Regions from separate parts of the Homo sapiens genome. Here region 1 is linked to region 2. Evidence: chromatin contacts called from ENCODE Hi-C or POLR2A ChIA-PET data. All regions are on one chromosome and are shown on one strand. The core of a region is the stretch at or near the end of the contact, and the rest is flanking DNA. Distances in the headings are between cores, read along the strand shown.

Region 1 (7,350 bases), core at 4,677-7,176, 110 kb before region 2:
GGAACACCACCCAAGACCAAGGTCCGTCATGACTTTGGGAACCTCGAAGGGTTCTTTAATGAATGTTTACTTGACTTTCTAGTACCTGCTGACTAGTTCCCCAGAACACCCGGCCCATCTTTAGAACTCAGCTGGCCAAGCTTACTTCATCCCTGCAAAGATTGACTAGATGTTTACCTAACCCACTTTCCCTTCCTGGGCTTAGATGCAAATTACATTGCCCAGACCCCTTTCCTCTAGATGCATGCATAAGACCAGCTCCTGCTGATGCAGTGTAAGTGGAAGTAATGTGTCACTTCTGGGTGAAGGCCATTGAGAGTCTTTTGCCTTGTCCATACTTTCCTTCTGACTTCTCCTTTCAAAATATCCATGGACACAACATGTGTTGAAGATGGCAGGTAGGTCTGGGAATGACTGCATTTTCTACAGCCATAGACTGGCCGATTGAAATGGACTTTCATGGGAGTGAAAAATAGATTTTGTTTGTATTATGCTCTAAGACTTCAGAATTTATCAGTTATAACAACTAACATAATTTACCTTAATCAGTACAATTCTTTGTCCCCATAGACATACACAGTGTTATGGGCTGAATCTGTTTCCCCCAAAATTCATGTGTTGAAGTTCCAACCCACCCCACCCCTCCCCAGCCGGCATATTCCAGAATGTAACCATACTTGGAGAAAAGGTCTAAGGAAGTGATTACGCTGAGGTCATTAGGGTGGGGCATTAATCCAATATGACTGTGTCCTTATAAGAAGAGAAAGATGCCAGGGCTGGTGTGCACAGAGGGATGACCTCAAAGAGGCAGCAAGAGGTCAGCCATCTACAAGCCAACTGAGAGGCCTCAGAAGAAACCAACAGGCACTTTGGTCTTGGACTTCCAGCCTTCAGAACTGTGAGAAAGTAAATATCTGTTGTTTCAGCCTCCCAATCTGTGGTATTTTGTGACGACAGGCCCCAGCAAACAAATGCACATAGTAAAGTCACCTCACGTACCATCTCATTTCTCTCTTATTTCCCAACAGGTCTGCATGAATTTTTAACCTGTAGGCATCTGCTGAGTCCTTAAGGATGCTAGTTTGCTAGCTCTCTTATCTCTGCCATAGATATCTTTCATGATCCAAGATTAATTGTGGAAACTCCTGTTCTCAGGCAAACTCAAACACACACCAAAGCATGCACACACACACACACACGCACACAGTACATGTTGCTTTCCTTGATATTTTCCACATTTCATAATTCTCTTGATCACAGAGGTTTATTCAATGAAATTGTACCAAGGGCTGCCCTAGATTTGAACTTAGCCCAGTCTGAGACCCCACGGGCAGCTAGATGAGTTAGGTGAACAGAAGCTCCAAATATTTGTGAAAGATTCTCCTTTCACTGCATCTCCTTCCTAGCCAGAGCCCTCAAAGCTTGTCACTAATAACTCCCCTAAGTTATAGGTTTCTGTGACACAGAATCTATCTCCTGAGACCGTGAGCATGAGCGCTGCCTGGTATGTGCAAGGTCAGAGGACCCTGCCCACTTCCCTCCCGCTCCCAGAGCCAAGGCTACCTGTGGAAGCTACAAACCTGTCTAACCATGGAATTGCCATGTGGAGCCAAGATCATGCTCTGCTGATGGAAGCAAGATGCATGATCCTGAGCAACCCACAAAACGCAAGGCACCACCTTGCAAAAGCTGTGTTCTGGCTCAGAGCTTTCGAATAGGCAACCATCCATTAACATACAAGTTTCCGAATTATACACAGGGCTACCTGCTTGGCTGATTGTATTTTACCCTTTAGCTTGGAAATCTTGTTTAACACAGCTCCCTCTACTGGGCTATTGCTTACTCTGAAGCTTTTGGTGTCCAATTTGGGAGAAAAGAACCAGCCCAGTTAGCTGTTGAGGAACCAGCTGATAGAATGAAGGCGAAAATGGCATTGTCTGATGCGAGAATACTAAGGGATGTATACATGGGGCCCTCTGGGTTTTTGCCAATCCTGTTTGGGTGTTTCCCTACCTTAGGTCCCTTTTGGCATCTTAGTAATCTGTCTTCTGAGAAAAAAGGGGCAGTAATCCTGACCTGCCTTCTAAGGGTTACAGGATAATACGGTTACAGCATATTCTTCTAGGGAAAAATACGATCCCAAGTTCAGTCCACGGGAAGTCAAGCATCAGAAACAACAGGGCAAAGGTGTTCCTGAAAGCCAAGCCAGAACACATTGACAGAAGGGCCCCTTCCAAAATAAAGACAGCCCTAGAGGACAGCAGGCAGCCAGGCAGAGTCTTATCTGGGACATCAGTGGGCATTCCAGGCTCAGACCAAAGACTATTCATGGACCTTTGTAGAACTGCCACAGACTCTGAAAAAGGGACGATCCAGATTTTCTGTTTTCATCCTGGAAGTTCTTTTTCCTTTCTTGCTGCAGAGTGGGGTCAGAAGGAAGCTTTCAAGCAAGGAATGAGGCAGGGAAGTCCCTGAAAATGTGCCTCCTCTCTCTGCAGAGCTTAGCACAAGGGATGTAGATGACTCCCAGTCAGGCAGAGAGCTGAGTCCATCCCTGTCACACACATAAGTGTCATGTATGACGGAGTTTGAGGGAGTCCAATAAACAGTACATTTTGTCTCTGTTACAGGAATCAGGCAAATGAAGATCCAAATCGACAATATTGATAAAAGTCAGGCTGGAGAATGTGGCTTTCAATATCTTAGCTAGGTGGACGTTTCAATATCTTCTCTTGAACTAAACTCATTCACTGGGCTACAAGCAGCACCTTCCTGGCCACAGCCAACCTCTGTAAAGTTTATGACACAGAGCAGTAGAAGGAAATGATCTCCACCAGGGAAAAACCAGAGCCACTCTGTCCTAGCTCCCTCTCTGGAACTAACTCTCCAATCAGATAAGCCATTCCTCATCTCCTGGGGAGATGAGTAAAAGAGGTAAACAGTGGCCAGTTTCCTCTAGTGGAGATCTTTTCACAGAGAAGGAAGCTCAAGAGAAGGAAGTAAGCATCCACCAGCAATCTCTTCTGGAGGTCTCTGTGGACATTCACCCTCCTTCCCTCTGCACAGGAACAGGTGGGCACTCACACTTCCTCAGCACCTGGCAGGCCAACCAGCTCAGGGGCTTTCCAAGCCTGCAGTTACATTCATAGCTGGCCTTATCATCCTGCAGCATAACTACTTCTCTCTCTCCTATGTTACAGTACGAACTCCTGGAAGGCCGGGACCATATTCCATTACATTTAAAATTCATTTCTGTAACCCTGGTACCTAGTATTAGCACATAGTGGATGCTCACGAAATGTTTCTAGAATGAATGGACACGGGTGGATGAATAAAACAAGTGAATAGACAATAAAACCAGGGGAACCCCACAGGAGTAAGACTTTTTTCTAAAGATAAAGGAAGGCTTTGACTTGGTCCAAAGGGAAAGCCGACTCAGCCCCGGGGGCTTCATTTGAGAGCCAGTCTCACAGGAGCCCCCAGAGTGAAGAGAATGTGGATCTGAACTAAACTCCTCAGCATGCCAGGGTTTCCCAGGCTCCATTAGCCCCTTGCTGGGTCACCACAGCCTGGCTCCAGCCCCTTGCCTGAGTGTGGGTCTTTCTGAAGTATCCTCTTGTTCCACGGATCCTCAAAGCTCTCCATATTGCTTCCGTTCCTTCCCATCTTCCCTCCTGTAAGTTGGTAGGACTTCTAGTTCCATTCAACCCTGCAATCCCATTACTGGGCTTGCTCAAAGGAAAATATGCCCAAAGAAAACAAAATTATTCTTCCAAAAAGACACATGCACTTGTATGTTCACCGCTGTGCTATTCACAATAACAAAGACTTGGAACCAACCCACGTGCCCAACAGTGGTAAGACTGCATAAAGAAAATGTGGTATATACACACATTTGGAATACTATGCAGCCATAAAAAAGAATGAAATCATGTCCTTTGCAGCAACATGTATGCAGCTGGATGCCATAATCTTAAGCAAATTAATGTAGAAACAGAAAACCAAATTTATAAGTGGGAGCTAAACACTGAGCACACATGGACATAAATATGGGAACAATGGATACTGTGGACTACTAGACAGTGGGGGATGGGGGGCAGCAATTAACTATTTATCGGGTACTATGCTCACTACATAAGTGACAGGATCCATACTCCAAACCTCAGCCTCATGCAATATTCCCACATAACGAACCTGCACATATACCTCTGGTATCTCAAATAAAAGTTGAAATTAAAAAAAAATTAAATTAAAGAAGAACTTCTAGTTCCAGGATGGCCATCTGGTTTGAGGATCTTCAGCCCAGAGAAACACAAAGCCCTCTCACAACCGAAGTACAACTGTTGATACAGTAGGAGCTAGATATTCACATAGTATACATCATACGTTTTTGTTTTTTTGGTCTGGTATAGACTCAAATAGCAACTTGCCCAGAAAACATAGTCCTTAAATACTGATTGGATAATTAATTGATCAGTGATATGTTTAATGACATTGACCATGGATACAATAGCATGGCCTTTGAATAGAAGAAAGACCATGGAAAGGAGGAGTTGTGAGTCCTGCCCTCTTTTTCCCCGGACATGCAATGCAGTGGTTGAGACACTGAATACAAGTCTGACTGTTCCACCTCTGTCACATCTTGTACAAGTTCTATAATTTTTCCAAACTGCAGTTTGTCCTTCTGTCAGCTGGAGATAATTATTGTACCAATCTCATAAGACTGTTCAATATGAAATAAAATAAAACACATAAAATGCTTAGCCTTGTATCAGGCACATAGTAAGTATTTGACATAAATATGTTTTTATTGCTGGTGTTGTTTTTGGTTTTATTTTATGAGTTAAGATCCTGGAGAAGTGCAGGAGGTCAAAGGGAAAAGATGATAATAGCTTCCAGGGACCCATGTTGAGTGGCAAGGCCCAGAGTGACCCCGTGCTGTGGCACGGATCTGTGATTCTCCAGATGTTCACGAAGGAATGGTTTTCTGCAGAATGAAGGAGCTGAAGTGCAAATGGGGTCAGGGAATTTTATAGGAGCTTGGAGGAAGAGTCAAGAGTAGAGTGTTCAGTCGTTACATCAAGTGAAAATAGAGACGCTGACGAAGAACTCGTGCCCTTACCTGGAGAGCTTGCCCTTAGGAAAGAGAGAGAAAGAGACAGAGAGAGAGAGAGACGCAGACACACACAGAAAGAGACACAGACACAGAGAGAAAGCACAGTCCCTCTTGTGCTGGCTGCTGACCAAACCCCACTGTGCCTCAGCCCAGCTTCCTGCCTCCCTGGGGAGGGGAAACGTGTCCCTTGGCCAGTAGCCATCAAAGGTCTTACAGGGATGCTTTGTGTCTGACCTGCCAGGGAAGGCAAACGAGCCCCACTTTTTGTTCCCCAGGGAACTGGCCTCTTAGGGACACTGGCGAGAGTTGTCTGCACATGTGGTCAATGGAGGGAAGCAGCTAGCACACAAGGGGACCAAAAGGGATGGCGGCGAAACTGCACAGTGGTAGGGGGAAGCCCGCGGGCTATTTTAGGCCAGGCTCAGAACTGGAGTCAATGGAGGTTTTGTTTATGTAACATCTGCAGAGGGCCCTTCAAAGCAAATAACCCTGGGTCTCCAGGCCAGGGCTGCAGCGAGCAGGGGTGGGGCCGCGAGCTTCCTGTTGTTCTTGGCACGGCTGCCCAGCTGTCTGCGTGGCTCCTCTCAGAGCCATTTGCCGCCTCACTGCTTGCTCCCTACGATCATCTTCACAGCTCTTTTCCTAGGGGCGGGTAAACAAAGTACAAGAAGCAGTGCAGGCAGAGCCGTTCCTCGGAGAGGTGACTCGAGCACTGTGCCCCAGAAAGTTGCCCTCCTGACCCCAGGGCTCCCCGGCCGCCCTGCAGCCTCAGGAGACCCCAGGGCGTCCTTTCTGCACATCCCCTTAGCTGAGCGGCTTTGCTGTCAGTTTCAGTATGGTAGGGAAAGGGGCCTGGCTCTCAGGTCTGCCCCATACAGGTCTGAACCCAGAGCTGCATTTGGCAGTTGCTTACTCTTGTGCTAAGTGCTCAATCCCCATTATTTATTACAGGCAGAAACATACATATATACGAGATAAATAATGTATGTTAATTTCCTTTCTACCAGGCCTGTTTGAAGGCATGAACACTATATTGTTATCTTTTTGAAACACAGATTCCATTGGGAAAGATGGGGATAAGACGGCCTTTTTCAAGTTTAGGAAAATTTATATGCACAAGAATGTAGAAATCTGAAACTGACAGTTTGATAAACTTGTTCACCTATGTATCCACCCACGTAACTACTACCCTGATCAAGATACAGAATATATCCATCGCCCTTATGTGAAAAGCTCCTTTGTGTCTCTTTCTGGTTAATAACCTGCTTACCCCTACTTATATTAGTCTGCCAGGGTGCCAGAACAAAATACCAAAGGCTAAGCGATTTCAATAACAAAAATCGGTTTCTCACAGTTTTGGAAGCTGGATGTCCAAGATCAGGGGACTAGAATGGCTGGTAAGGGCCCTCTTCCTGGCTTGCAGATGGCTGCTTTCTCAGTGTATGCTCACATGGCCACTACTTTGTGCACCTGGAGCAAGCGCTCTGGTGTCTATTCTTAAAAGGACATAAATTCTATCAGATCAGGGCCCTAACCTTATGACCTCATTTAACCTTAATTACTTCCAGAAAGGACTCATCTCCAAATATATTCACATTGGGGCTCAAGGCCTCAGCATACGAATATGGAGGGGACATGATTCGGTCCATAGCACTACCACGGTGCCTTCCTCCCCCAGTGATATGGTTTGGCTGTGTCCCCATCCAAATCTCAACTTGAATTGTATCTCCCAGAATTCCCATGTGTCACGGGAGGGACCCAGGGGGAGGTAATTGAATCATGGGGGCTGGTCTTTCCCATGCTAGTCTCGTAATAGTGAGTAAGTCACATGAGATCTGATGGGTTTTTCAGGGGTTTCCGCCTTTGCTTCTTCCTCATTTTTCTCTTGCCACTGCCATGTGAGAAGTGCCTTTTGCCTCCCGCCATGTTTCTGAGGCCTCCCCAGCCATGTGGAACTGTAAGTCCAATTAAACCTCTTTTCCTTCCCAGTGTCAGGTATGTCTTTATCAGCAGCGTGAAAACAGACTAATACAGTCAGTTGGTATCAGTACAGTGGGGCGTTGCTGAAAAGATAGCTGAAAATGTGGAAGCGACTTTGGAACTGGGTAACAGGCAGAGTTTGGAACAGTTTGGAGGCCTCAGAAGAAGACAGGAAAACGTGGGAAAGTTTGGAACTTCCTAGAGACCTGTTGAATGGCTTTGACAAAAATGCTAATAGTGATATGAACAATAAG
Region 2 (7,216 bases), core at 928-3,427:
AGGCCCAATTCATGTTCCTTTCTTCATGAAATATTCCCCAATGGCACCAGCCAACACCAATATTTTTGCTTCCTGATCAGCCCTCTTCTCTGTCTCACTTACTGTCCAACTAGAGATAGAAAAGGGGACCAAGTGGCTCGCACCTGTAATCCCAGCACTTTGGGAGGCCGAGGTGGGAGGATCACTTGAGGTCAGGAGTTTGAGAACAGCCTGGGCACCATAGTGAGACCTCATCTCTAGAAAAAATTTAAAAACTAGCAGGGCATGGTGGCACGTGCCTGTGGTCCCAGCTACTTGGGAGGCTGAGGTGGGAGGATCACTTGAGCCCAGGAGGTTGGGGCTGCAGTGAGCCATGATGGCACCACTGCACTATAGCTTGGATGACAAAGGGAGAGTTGTCTCTAAAAAAAAAAATTAAAAAAGAAAGAAAGAAAAGAAAGTAAGAAAGTAAAAGAAAAGGGTTTGATCTTGGGGGGTAAAACCAACTGCTAGTGTGCCTGGAGTAATATCTTCAAGATTCCAAAGTTCCTTCTGAGTTGAAAAGTGTCATGGTCTTTAGCAATGACAGTGAGAATGGTATGGGAGGGGGGAATGGAGCACTATATGTCCAGGATTTGCCAAGCCTAGTCTAAACCATTCTTCCTGGTAGTGGTTTATAATGAAACTTAATTTTTCATTGTCTCATATTTTCCAAATGTATGCAGTTCCATGTTCTTATGGCCACTCGGATTAAATTTTCAGATTTTAAAGTGATAGGCCGCAGAAGTTACAGAGAAAAATGACCATAAAAGATGTCATAGAGAGTTACAACTGGTCATTCTTGAGGGGTCCCTCAAGCTGGCCTTCCATCTTGGGGTTGATTTGATAAGCTCTCAAAAGATGATTTCAAGTGTGCACCCAGGGGCGATGGATTTCCTGGTATGATTTCTCATAAATATATGCATGAATTTATGAATATATACATATTTATATATACATATATATATATATATTATACACACACTTTCAGCATATAGACCAGATTACTAATTAATTTCCAAATGGAGACATCCTTTATCAGAAACTACCCTCCCCAGGGCTACTTCTACAGGTTTCTACTTCTCCTTCTGAATAATGGGTAAGAAGCTGAATGTGTCCAGGAAGTGTCCCAGTGAGCATGAAATCAGAACCTTCCCTCTTTTCTTTCCAGTGGTTAAAAAGTGGGCCTTGATTAAAAACTGCTCTGCCGCTTGCCGATGAGCTTGTCCTTAGGCAGTTTCTCAGATTCACTATGTCTTGGTTTTCCCAGCTGTAGAATGCAAATAGCAATGATACCTGACACAGGGTTCTTGTATAAAGTGCTCAGAACAATAAGTAGCACCTGTTAAACACAATGTTCATTTTTATGATTACATTTTTTTCTAGTAGTTTAGAAATATAATTTCCATGATAATGTAACAGCCCTAATGGCCCAAAAAAAAAGCCCATATTATTTTTTTTAACCCCTGCATATTATTCGAAATCCAGGAGTACCAAGAAAGATCTCACCTGAGAAGGCTAATTGTGTAGTTTTTTCTCTTCCTTTATACACTATACCTGGGAGTTAGCTCCACTCCTGGATTAACTCTTATTTCTCTATTTTCTTTCTGTTTTACAACAATTCATCACACCACATATGTAGATGACTGTGTGTATGTGAACATGGCAAGTGAAACCTCACGATCTCCAGGCTGTTCGGTGAAGCTTTATGCGAATTCATTTCACCTACACCCTTCCCCTGCCCACCCAAGGCCTTGAACCGAAGCCTGTGATCCCCTCCCAAGTTGGATCCTGCCCTTCGCCAAAGGCAAGACCGCTGAAGGCGTGGCCTTCTAGATGATTCATCAGGTTGGCGGGCTCTCCCTCCCCTCCCCCTTGCCCAGGGGACACCCTGTCCGCGTGAAGAGGGGGGCCTTTGTGTGAGTGATGTTTCTCAATTATCAAACTAGTGGCGTGAAACCTTTTCCTGAAACACCTGAGTGTAAAAGGTTTTGTTACCTCCCTTTTTTTCTTTTAAATAATAAAGGAATAGCCACACCTACCTTAGTTTCTATTGGATAAAAAGGTGAATAGTTTTGTTGTGGTGGTTGTTGTTGTTTTAAGCCTTCAACTCTCAAAAGGCACAGAGTTCCCAGGTGCAAAGAGGTAGCTTAGACCTGTCTGGGGCGGATCGGGGACAGGAGCCAGCTCCCCTGAGGTCGAGCACCAGAGCCGGCCCCCAGACCCCGCCCTCGACTACAATTTCTCTTCCTTCTCCTCCCCCTTGCTTTGCGAGCTATTGACTGACTGCAGCCAGCTGAGGCCCAGGCTGTGGGAATCCGGACTTCCTTTTCTTCCCTCTCCCATTTTTCCTTCTTCCTCCACCCTCCCCCAAACCAAACCCCAAAACCTCTAGGTAGTCCAATATTAAAACCGGTGGAACAAAAGCATTCCCAAAATCAGGAGGAGGGAAAGAAGAAGACGAGGGAGGCAAAAGTAGGAGGAAAATAGGAATGTCAACATTTATTTTCCTGAAGGGGAAAAAAAATTCTCTCTGGGCAGGCAGGCCATCTTCCGGGACGGGGAATCCACAGTTTCCTCAGGTAATGAGTTCCAGGGATGCTGGATGCAGGTGGTAAAAATACGCAGCGTTTCAATGGGATGATGGGAGATGTTTACAGCCCTCCTGGGAAGATGCCAGAGAGTTTAACAGTCCTGGGATACCTCCCAGCTGCCTGCTCTGGTGCTGGATGAGTTTACGCCTCCTTTCCTGCTGGAAAAGGTGAAGCAACCAGTGACTTGTCCAGGGTCACACACCACGCTTGGGACAGAAATAACTCTGACGTCTCTTTCCTGGCTATATCAGCAGACAACATCGCCTAATGACAGTACTACCATTCCAATCTGAATCATTTAAATTGCTCCTAATTGCAGGCCTGCAGTGCACTGTAACTGCCGTATGACTCTAACTGCCAAGCCAGCCGAGATAGGAATGACTGAAGTTTTGCAAATTCCTGAATATGGAATTAAAAATGCTGGGCGGGGGAGGGGGTAGCGCAAAAGTGTTTGAAAACCACTTTGAAACTGCTGACAGGTATCCTATTTCAAATTGTTTAAAAGATGAATTGGAAATGTCAACTTAAATTTGTCATTTTATTGGAATTAGAGAAACACTTGGTGTTCAAATGGATGCGGTTCGAAAAGGCACCTCAGATATTTCTAAGAAGTTCGGCTTCACACTCTTCCTTTTTGTGTCTGCTAAATTACTGTCTCATTTTGGTGTTTAAACTTCCCTTTTAACTCCTTTGTGGGCAGATATGGGGAAAGGGGAGGGCCTGGGAAACAACCAGGCATTTGACTTCAGATCTGAACACGGGGCTGGACACGTGCTGTGCTCAGGAAAGAAAGTAAATTCCACCTGGCAAATTGCTCTAACTGATTTATTTGTCCACAAAGAGACGCCACCTACCTGCTTGCAGGTATTCAGGTAAATGACAGGTGGGCGGGGCCTCCTGACTCTTTCAATCCCTAAGGTCTCAGCAATGCTTTATCTGTCGGGGCTTCCGTGATGTCACCCATTTCCTGGTCTGGAGCGACCAATGCCGTCCTCCTTCCTCCAGGCACCTGTTCACCGAAGTTGAGGCTGGTCACAACTCCGGCGGCCCAAGGAGCTGCTCGGTTCACCCACAAGGAATGAGAGCTGCCTGCCTGCTGCTGCTTGGAGAGCCCCAGACAGTCGCTTGAAGAGGTGAGTTGAAACCCTCCATTTTTCTCTCTTGGCATTTAGACCACTGGCCCCTGAGGGATCTGAACACGGAATTTGAATGAAAAAATACAAGCTGAACGGCTTGTCGCTAGTGTTTGCCCCAGAGGGAGAAGCTTTTTTGAGACAGAAGAGTAGAGAGATGACTTTGACATTCTAGTTGCACAATAAACTTCTCCCAGGCCAGATATTTAATCCTTTTTGTTTCTCTGATCATTAATCCAGCCTGTGCTTGTCCTCGTACTTGATCTGATTAAAACAACAACAACAACCTAAAGAGAAGTAGAGTGAAGGCTTTTGTTTTGAAACTTAGCGCGAAGGTGCAGATCTGTTCAGCCCGTTTAACGGGGGCTAGGAGGCCAGTGCAGACTGGATTCAGAGTTCTTATTTTTCCTTTTCTTCCTCCCTGTATTTTGATCTAAACCTGTGAAGTGTCCCTAGTTTTTTTTTCTTTCCCCCTGAAAACCTGTTCCTCAGGGCAAATTCTGTTGCCCTATTCAGAAGCTGTGCGTTCCAGTTTTCCTCTCTTCTCTGAAAAAGTCTACCATTTTCTTTGCTCTTTGTTGAACACTCTTTTAAATACGACTTTGCAGTGTGCATTTAGAATTTGTTTACATTTAGACCTGGACTGGCTGCCTGCTGACCTTTGGTTACAGTAAGAATTAATTCCCTCATTGCTGCAAGAATGTGACTTCAGGTCTGATTTTTAATTTTTTGGACCTCTTTGGCTTTTTCTGTCTCTTTTTCTTTTAATAGCAAATATACCGAGGAAGTTGTTCTGCCAGGACCTGGCTTTTAAAGTAATTTTACCTCTAGGATCCATTTTTGTTTTCTTAATCCTGATCACACAGCCTGTATCTTGACAGCCCAATAGTCAAACTCTTTAGCCAATATTGTTGTCAGAGAAAGGAAACCATTTTTAAGCCCAGCTGCCTGCTGGGATGAGCTGGAAAAACTGGAAAAAGAAATAAATCTGCGAGACACTTCATTCTAGATTCCAACATCAGCTGTTTTTCTGAGATTTAAGTTAGCAGATGTTTGCAAGGGAATAATCTGTTAGGAATTATGCTCCTGTTCATCCACCCAGAAATACAAAATGCATGTAAATTCTCCCAAGGTATGAATTGAAACAAGCTGAGATCATTTTTGCCTTAGACAGACAGTCGTTCCTCACCACTAAGAATCTGCCCAGTTCTTGTTGCTAATTTCTGTCTTACTGTTTGGAGGTCCCTATTGTTCTTCCTTAACTGACCTTTGTTTATTATTTTCCCCAAGCTTGTGAGTTTAAGGGGGGGGGTTTGGCCACCACTTGTCTCTTACTAAGGTTCTCACTTGATTCAAAGCTTGGATCTTCTGATAAAAGTGCATCTAAACCTCTCCTCAAGATTACATTGCCTCTGGTTTACCATGGTTGATTAGTGCTTTTCACAGTAGTTAATTTATGATTAAATAAATAATTTCATCACTGTATGTCAGCATGTCTGAGTACTAAAGGAACAAAGCTGTAGACACTGTACCCCCAGGTAGAAGAAAGAAAAGAAGTGACAAAGACTGGAATTCAGAGTCAGATTGACTAGAATGCAGTTGGTCTGTTGGGTAATTTACACACAAGTCCTGTCCAGAGTTCCTGTGGTAACTCCACCCATTGGTTCAAGTGGACATAGGCCTGATGGAAAAATGTGCAATCTCCTTCATTTATATCCTTGAGCAAGTTACTTCTCTGACTTTCAGTTTCTTCATCGGTAAGATGGGAGATAATAATCCCCATGATCTAATGTGGTTGTGAGAAGTAAATGAGGTAGCTAATATATGTTAGCATCCAGCGACCAATGCCTGGTGTTAACTGGTGCTAAACTGAGGCTAGGTTCTTCCTTTGGAAGGAATTTTCCTAGGTTGCTTGGAGGAGAGAGTCTGACTCTATCAAGATAAAGATCATATGTGGTTGCAGTTGTAGGAACCTTGATAGTTCTTGTTATTGTAATTAATTGTAGGTAATTAACTGCAATGTTAACAGTTTGGAAAAAGAAAACAGGCAGGAGAATTCTTAAACAATGTCATCAAACAAGGTGGGCAGATTTGTCTCCGCTAGCCTCACAGGCAAAGCTTTTAGGAGTTGCTGGCTGGCTGTGATTTCTTCCTTTTCCCACTCTAAGGCTCTCATCCTGCAACAGACCCACAAAATGTGATTCTCCATGGGCCTTTCGGGGGAAATGTCCAGTTGTCATTGCTGTAATCTGACTTGGCAGAGAGTTCTTTTTGCTGTCAGTCGTGCTATCTCCAGGGCAGACTGGGTGTTTGGTCTCCTCCAGTCTCACAGATAAACACCCTTCTCCCTAACCAGAGTGAGGGTTCATGCCGAGCCTCTGGCAGGAGGAAGCCCCTGGTTTGGAGCCTCATTGTACCATAGAAGGAGGTTCATGACCCATTGGATGTGATTGGCCTTGTCATGCAATACCCTGTGCCCTTGGGTGACCTTGAGTCATTGCATATGAGCAGTTGTGTGCCCAGGGCCCTGGTCACTTCTCTGGGTCTCGCCCTTCAGGGATACCACAAATTTTCATCATTCAAGAGTAAGGGATTAGTGGATTGAGGTCAGTGGGTTCTACTGTTCTACTAGCTTGCCTACGGAGCCCTAAGGGAGAACCTCAACCCCCCTGCATGTCAGTTTCCTTAGCTACATTTTTCCCCAAAGGACGCTAAAATGGTGTACTTCACAGGCCCCCTCCATCCTTACAACTGAAGCAAGGTGGGCTGCATGTCCAGGTGGGTAGGTCAGACTGACTGGGGGGACTGGGTAGTGCCTCACTAGAAAATATCAATCTTATTCATTCCATTCTAGGTGGGGCAATGCTACTGCTTTAGAATAGTGGTCTGGTCTCTGGCATCAGGCTGCCTACCTGGGTTTTTGAAACCCAGATCTACCATGTGCTACCTGTGTGACCTGGGACAGATTCTTTAAGCTGCTCTCATCAGCTGTGTAATAGGGTTATCATGAAGATGAAATGGGTTGAAATGTGTAAAGTGCTTGGAATGGTACCTGCCACAGTGTTACTTGTAAATATTGAAAGGAAGGCATAGTTGATAGTATCAGACAGGTCTGTGTATCAGACCCAGTTCTACCATGTAGTTGCTAGCCTAAATAAGTTCCTTAATATTTCTTTGCTTTGGTTTCATCAGCTGGGAAATGAAATACTTCCCAGACTCAGAGCTGTTGGGAGGAATAATTGAAATAATTACATGGAAAGTGCCTGGCATATTTTAAATGTTCAGTGAGTGTTAACTATTGTTATATTATTTTAAACATTTTTATATTGCTTACAGTTAGACATCTTAGGTCATGCTACTATCTGGATGTAATAATGATGGAAACGGTAGTACGTTGAGGGCCAAAGACTGAGCAAAAAAAGATTTCCCAAAAGGCTCCCAAAGGCAGAGGAGGAAAACCTGTTAACAAAG

What was found. A loop is a pair of places that touch in the nucleus more often than their neighbours do. ChIA-PET counts read pairs that join two places held with the same protein, here RNA polymerase II (POLR2A). Pooled maps may share reads with other maps.
Region 1: a loop to region 2 is called in a map of heart right ventricle, with 2.0 times the contacts of the local background. The contact joins the enhancer-like site here to the promoter of LNX1-AS2 in region 2. A Hi-C loop is called at or near these places in 3 of 168 maps with a recorded cell type or tissue (GM12878, PC-9 and heart right ventricle), 13 of 37 single-sample maps with no recorded cell type and 5 of 50 pooled maps. POLR2A ChIA-PET finds 5 or more read pairs at or near these places in 1 of 52 experiments (activated CD8-positive, alpha-beta T cell).

What each region holds. Positions count from the first base shown.
Region 1 is chr4:53,701,092-53,708,441 of GRCh38, reverse strand. The region is part of intron 1 of LOC100506444 (a long non-coding RNA gene); the gene reads right to left. Among named protein-coding and RNA genes, the nearest start is that of LNX1-AS2, 110 kb to the right of the region's middle. RefSeq lists enhancers at 2,968-3,047, 5,772-5,891. Within about 2 kb of position 5,926, at least 31 of the 41 ENCODE cell types and tissues checked have a DNase peak (open chromatin) inside an H3K27ac peak, as active enhancers do; they include GM12878 and heart right ventricle, where a contact is called at or near this core.
Region 2 is chr4:53,587,917-53,595,132 of GRCh38, reverse strand. It overlaps LNX1-AS2 (LNX1 antisense RNA 2), which reads right to left and starts at 2,177. Exons shown (of 2, transcript NR_046827.1): 1 at 2,061-2,177. LNX1 (ligand of numb-protein X 1) reads left to right here and starts at 3,647. Exons shown (of 11, transcript NM_001126328.3): 1 at 3,647-3,745. RefSeq lists an enhancer at 1,555-2,467.